Regions from separate parts of the Homo sapiens genome. Here region 2 is linked to region 1. Evidence: chromatin loops called from intact Hi-C (ENCODE). Cell type or tissue: heart left ventricle. All regions are shown on one strand. Each heading gives the region's core, and the rest is flanking DNA. Links, peaks and the distances in the headings are about the cores only.

Region 1 (2,918 bases), core at 123-2,622:
TGCTAAATAAATGTTAACAATTTTTATTATAACATAATCTACTGAGGGTTACATTGTTAGATTCACAAGTAACTAGATTCACAACTCTCTGTCTTTGAAGCCTGTGCTCTTCACCATTGAGCACACTGCCTCTTGAAAAGCACCTGCTGCTTCTCTAAGACACTAGGGCTAAGTTTTGGTCACCCAGAGAAGATTTGAATCTGGGCACTACAGGCTGTATCTAGCCAGCCATTGCAGAGTGCAAGAATATCTGCATTCTTCTGAACGTCCTTTGCAAAAAGAACTAAGATCACGAGCCCTTAAACAGGTCTCCACAGTCTGGAGGATGAAACTCTGGGACTCTGTATACCAGCATCTGCTCCAGGAAGGCCCACAACACAAATTTTTTTATGTTTTTATTTTTATTTTTTTGAGACAGGGTCTCACTCTGTCACCCAGGCTGGAGTGCAGTGATGCTCACTGCAGCCTCAAATTCCTGGGCTAAAGGGATCCTCCTCCCTCAGCCCCCTGAGGAGCTAGGACTACAGGTGTGTGCCACCACACCAACTTATCTTTTAATTTTAGTTTTGTAGATGCAGGGTTTCACTGTTTCCCAGGCTGCTCTCAAACTCCTGGGCTCAAGTGATCCTTCCCACTTCAGCCTCCCAAGGCACTGAGATTACAGCAATAAGCCACTGTGCCTGACCACAAAATTTCAAAATAGTCAAACATTAACAATGAGTTCTTTCATATAGTCTCTCCAGATAGAATCATATGCATTTTCTTAAAAGAAAAAAATAGGACTCTGTCTATAGCTTTTAAAGTGCAGAAAATGGTATGGTTGCTAAAAGAAAAGGTAGCAAGCTCCAATTTTGTTAAAGACCGAAGACCATCTTTGGGGCATCATAAGATAGAACAAGGGCAGATCAACCCTCTGCCTTTATTCTTGTCAGGCACCTTTTGGGTGGCATGCGTTGGGGAGGAGGAACACTGATTCCTTCAATCACAGTTGGGCAGGGTAGCTTTGCAGTGCATCTTGGAAGGATTTCCCCCATTGATTTGTCAATGAGCAGATGAAGCTGGCTGTCCTCGACTTGCCTACATTTGGTCTAACAATTACTTGTAAAAGTTAACTTCCTATTCCAAGTGAAAAAGCCAAGTAAGAAAAGAAGACATAAAGCTCCATCCTGGCCAAATCCCCACTGATGTCACAAGACTTGGCTAAAACGTGACCATGGCTTGGGGCACGGGGTATGATTATGGTGAGCCAGCTGGAAAAGCAGACTCTCTTTATTTCATTGCATACTGGCAGAGCAAAAGAAGAGGGGCTGATAAAATATTTTCCTCATAGAAAATTTCTTTGTGTGCTCCTGTTATTTAAATTTCCATATACTGAGTTCTGGAGGTGACATTGCTAATGTATGTTCTCTTTTGAAAAAGAATGCCACATCTAAATTTTATACTTCCATAATATTTCACTTACTTCAACTTTTCCCAAATCTTTGTTTCATGCCACAGGCCTTAATCTTATTTCAACCAAAATAGAAGCAAATAACTTGAAAAACAAACTCTTAATATTTTTGCATCTCTATGTCATTTTCCAAAAGGTCAGTATTTCACATGTGTCAGTCTTTCACTGCAGACACCAGTAATGTATCTACTACATTCTACATTCCATTTTCTAGAATTAGCTGCAATTTACATGAGGTCTGTCTTGTTGAAATGCAGGCTGGCTGTGTTCCTTCCTTTGATTCAAATAACAGCAATTTGCTTCCTTTAATAAGAATGTATTCTCTCTTCAATATTTTCCTTCACTCTTCTGGAGAAATACTGGTTAAATGAACGTTTAAAAGTGAGTGGAGGCTTCTCTGCCCAGACTGAAGTGTTAGCAAACAGGCTCTGCTTTCTCTGTCGAGTCCTCCCCTGTGGTTTCAAGTCCTACGTTCTCCAAAGGAAGCGGTGGAGCTAACAGAGAGCCATTGCAGCAAGACCATGATAATGACGTGAGAACATGAGAGAGGGACAAGCATACCAAGGTGTTCAGACGGAGCCTTGGTGATGATTTTTTAATGGACATTCTGCCAAGTTCCAGCAAACAACTGTGGGCTTTCTTTGGTTGTCACCTCAACTACATAATCACAGTTCTATGTAATCAGGTATCCTGTAATCACCTGTCTTGTTGTGCCAAAAATAAAAGGGTTTGCATTACCTTTGATTCACTGGGAAACTAAAAGCAGCAGATCCCAGGGACAGAATCTGTAAAATATACCTTCCTCATATGAAATTAAAATTGTTGGGAAGATATGTTTTCAAACAGCTCAACAAAAAAATCTGAGGCATCAAGAAGGATTAAATAAATGTTGAGGTAAGAGAGATCTGAAACTCCTGGCGGGGCTGTCTTAACCCTCAGGCCTCAATTTCCCTATCAATAAAAGTAAGAAGAATGATGATATTGCTTCCCAATAGTCCTTTTCAAAGGCATTTTTTATTATGCATGTTTCCTGAGGAATACTTTTTGAAAATATTTTTCAACAAAAGAATTGCTTATAAAATAATAATTCACAGGTTTTCTCATTTTTTTTTATTCAAAGACTTATATAACTGCTAATCAGAGCTTCCAATCAGCAAAAGATGGACAAGGTTGGCACACAAAGCTGACAAAATACTTACCAAAGGCAAATAAGCTTAATATGGTTAGCTTGCATGATCTTATCATAGGAAAATATATGGTTTCTACTAAATTCTTAGAAAAACTGAAAGTAGCTTATGGACTCCTTTTGCTATCTGGCAGACCCTGAAGTTAGAAGACTTTGGGATAGTAATTATCATGTTTCTCCTTCACTGGTGATTTCTGCAGTTCTATTATTCTTCTATTCTTACCGAATTGGATAAGAGAAATAGAGACTTAAAGAAAACTTCACAATAGAAAATGAATCTAA
Region 2 (2,918 bases), core at 139-2,638, 60 kb after region 1:
GTTACTAAGTGACAGGGTGGGAGGCCCAGGCCCCACTGTGCTAAGTGGAGACTTTGGTCAAAGAGGCCAACTCAACGGTTAAGACCACTTGGAAATAACTTATCTGCATGTGTCATTTTGTGGCAAGAGTAAAAAGCTTTGAAAAAAACTCCCGAATGAGCTGGAGACACTGCTGTACCATTTCTAGATGGCAGGGATCCCTGTCATTACATGTAGTTGCTTTGGCTTGTGAAGACTCACATATTAGAGAACTAATTATGGCTACACTGAGTTATAAGACCACCATCAGTTCAAGAATTCTGGAGTAGTAGTTAACTCTGGCTTATCAAGTACTATTTTCACAGCTAGTGCAAAGTAACAACTTGAGACGGTGGAGTTTTGACACCCTTAGAGAATGTGCTCCCTGCTCTAGAAGGACTATTCCTCACACATATCACAATGTACTAACTGCAGATCCCAATCATTAATCATAAAAGCGAGGGTACTATCCTACTTTGTGATCATGTCTGAATGTAAAACAAGAACAGCAGCAACAACAACAATAGCTAACGTGCTGAATCTTGGTGGGCGCTGGAGGGAGGCTAAGTGATACACACACAGTCTGGCATCCAATGCTCACAACGATTCTTCAAGGGAGGCCCTATCATGATCCCCATTTTTCAAATTTTGAAGCTTAGACCCAGAGAGCTACTTGTCCAAAGTCATTACCAAGTAAACAATTGAAGTAAGGTTTTAATCTACTCTGCTACAAATAAGCTGCCCTATAGTGGAGTTTACCTTTCCTTCATGGTGCTCTATGAAGTGTAATTCTATATTTATTTGTTTGTTAGATGAAGGTCTGGTTCAAAACAAGCTATAAGCTCGGGAGGCAGGATCCTCTGGTAGGGCTCTTGTCGGTCAGCATCTGCCTGACAAAGAATAAGTGCTCGATGAGATGAATTCTTATCATTGAATGTCCAAATGAATGAGCAAATGTCTTTAGATATATTTGGTGGCCACTCTCAGATGGTCAGAAGGCTCTGCCCAAGATCTGAATTTGCAAGCTCCATTAATTGGCTTTCAAGGGACAAACTGTGATTGATAAAAGACTTTAGTTTTTTAAACAAGTCCTTTAAGAGACATCGCATATAATGAATTTAAGACTTTGGGAGATTGAAAATGATTTCAGAGGGTGTGATTGAAGCAGCTTGCAAATGAAGACCAATAAGCAAAAAAGACACGGAGGCTCAGACAATGTCCAGGTGCTCGTGGGGGTCAAGAGGCAAATGGAGTACAACTCACACCTTTTCATGGCCCTCTCCTATCATCGATCAAGAAGTGTCTGAGCAACACACAACCAAAGGGTCTTTTATAGGAAGATGGGAGTAAGTATGTCTGCACAACACTCTGCTGCATGTTCCCATGACTGTTTAACCAACCAAGTTAATATTTTGTACTTACCTTACTTCCACTTAACTGAAAATATTAATGTATTGCACTGTATCATTTAATAATCAGAATGTGGGTGTACTGCTGTGTCATTTGTAGGATTAGGAACAGATGTTTTGAGGGTAGAGCGGGAAGGAAAAGAACCTTAAATAATTCTTTTTGCTTAAAACTCTCCCTCACACCTGGTTCCAGGACTCCTCTTGGCCTTACCTGACGTTCCTGTGTACAGTTAAAAATGCATTTTTAAAAATAACTCTGGGACTTCAGAGCAGCATTTGGATACAAAATGGAACTGAATATAGGGTGGCTCTAAACGGCCTTCAAGTTTCTAAGAACCATGGAGCTATTTGCTAAGGCAATTTCATTTAGCCTCCACAGGATAGCAGCGCCTCCACAGGATAGCAGCACGCAAGGTATTTCTTGAGGCCACAGGTGCCTGCCCTCAATGCCTGGAAGCATCTCCGGATTCCAGTGTGCCCACCGTTCACTTGTGCTGCATTTCACTGGCAAATTCGGATATAAAACTTCAGATAAGAATTCTTATTTTTTTTCCACACTTCACACTGACAAGCAGCTAGGGTGAGCTTACTGACAATTAGGAGGTCAGAAAGCCTTGCAGAGGCAAAGGAGGGGGCTCCGGCAGCCACAGAGGTGCACTCCTCAGGTTATTTAATATGGTATCAACCATGGGATTGTTTGGCAAACAATATCACATCCAAAACTTTTTATATATAGTTTTCAAAGAACAAAAGAGACAACTGCATCCTTGACTTGATCACATTTATTCAATATGGTTGGAAATTAGCAAGAATCAGAAGAAGCACATATCAATCAAATACAGCCACAAAAACATCCTGGAGATAAATAAAGCTGCACTATGAGAAATACTCACTACTGAAGGAACCAGTACTCTCTTACATTTACTACCTCTTAGCAACAAACAACTCAAATGTAAATTTAATTTACTCACAATATAGAACCCTTGACTTTTTAAAGAAAAATATAGATTCAAATCAATCAGAATTTGCCTCGCTAGGCCTTTTCGTTACGTATGTTTTTGAGGCCTAGTTCGACGACTGTTACGAAAATGACAAAAACAAACTCGAAAGAATGTTTCCACAAAGTTCAACAAAACAGTGCAGAAATAAGTTACTTACCCATGCACAGAATAAGGCAAAGGCTAATTTCATTCGGGTTAGGAATAGTAAATTTAACTAGTTTCTTTTCCACAAAACGAACATTTCAGACTTCTTTTTAAGTAACGGGTATACTCTATTATACATCATATGCTACGTTACGTGGTTTTCCTAACTCTACTCAGAAAGCCGGCACTCAAACGTCAAACAGAAACTTCTCCTTGATTAGACTTATTCTGTAACAACCACAGAAATTAATCTGGGTCTCGTGATAGTGTCTACAGTGAAAAGAGCACACACTAGTAGAAGCACACAGTTTAGAGAGCTGAAGGTACATTAAAACATCGTCTATAG

The links. Hi-C counts contacts between places; a loop is a spot of excess contacts. Peaks named below come from ENCODE experiments on the same cell type or tissue, not always from the same donor. Only the 100,000 strongest peaks of a DNase experiment are listed, where the experiment ranks them.
Region 2: it touches region 1 in a loop (8-fold over the local background); 1 of 110 quality-filtered maps calls a loop at or near these places.

Annotation. Positions count from the first base shown.
Region 1 is chr2:229,295,560-229,298,477 of GRCh38, forward strand. No RefSeq gene overlaps it. Among named protein-coding and RNA genes, the nearest start is that of PID1, 26 kb to the left of the region's middle. In heart left ventricle, for the core only: no CTCF peak of the experiment used is centred there; no DNase peak of the experiment used is centred there; H3K27ac peaks cover 649 bases.
Region 2 is chr2:229,355,438-229,358,355 of GRCh38, forward strand. It overlaps DNER (delta/notch like EGF repeat containing), which reads right to left. Exons shown (of 13, transcript NM_139072.4): 13 at 2,192-2,918. Among named protein-coding and RNA genes, the nearest start is that of PID1, 86 kb to the left of the region's middle. In heart left ventricle, for the core only: no CTCF peak of the experiment used is centred there; no DNase peak of the experiment used is centred there.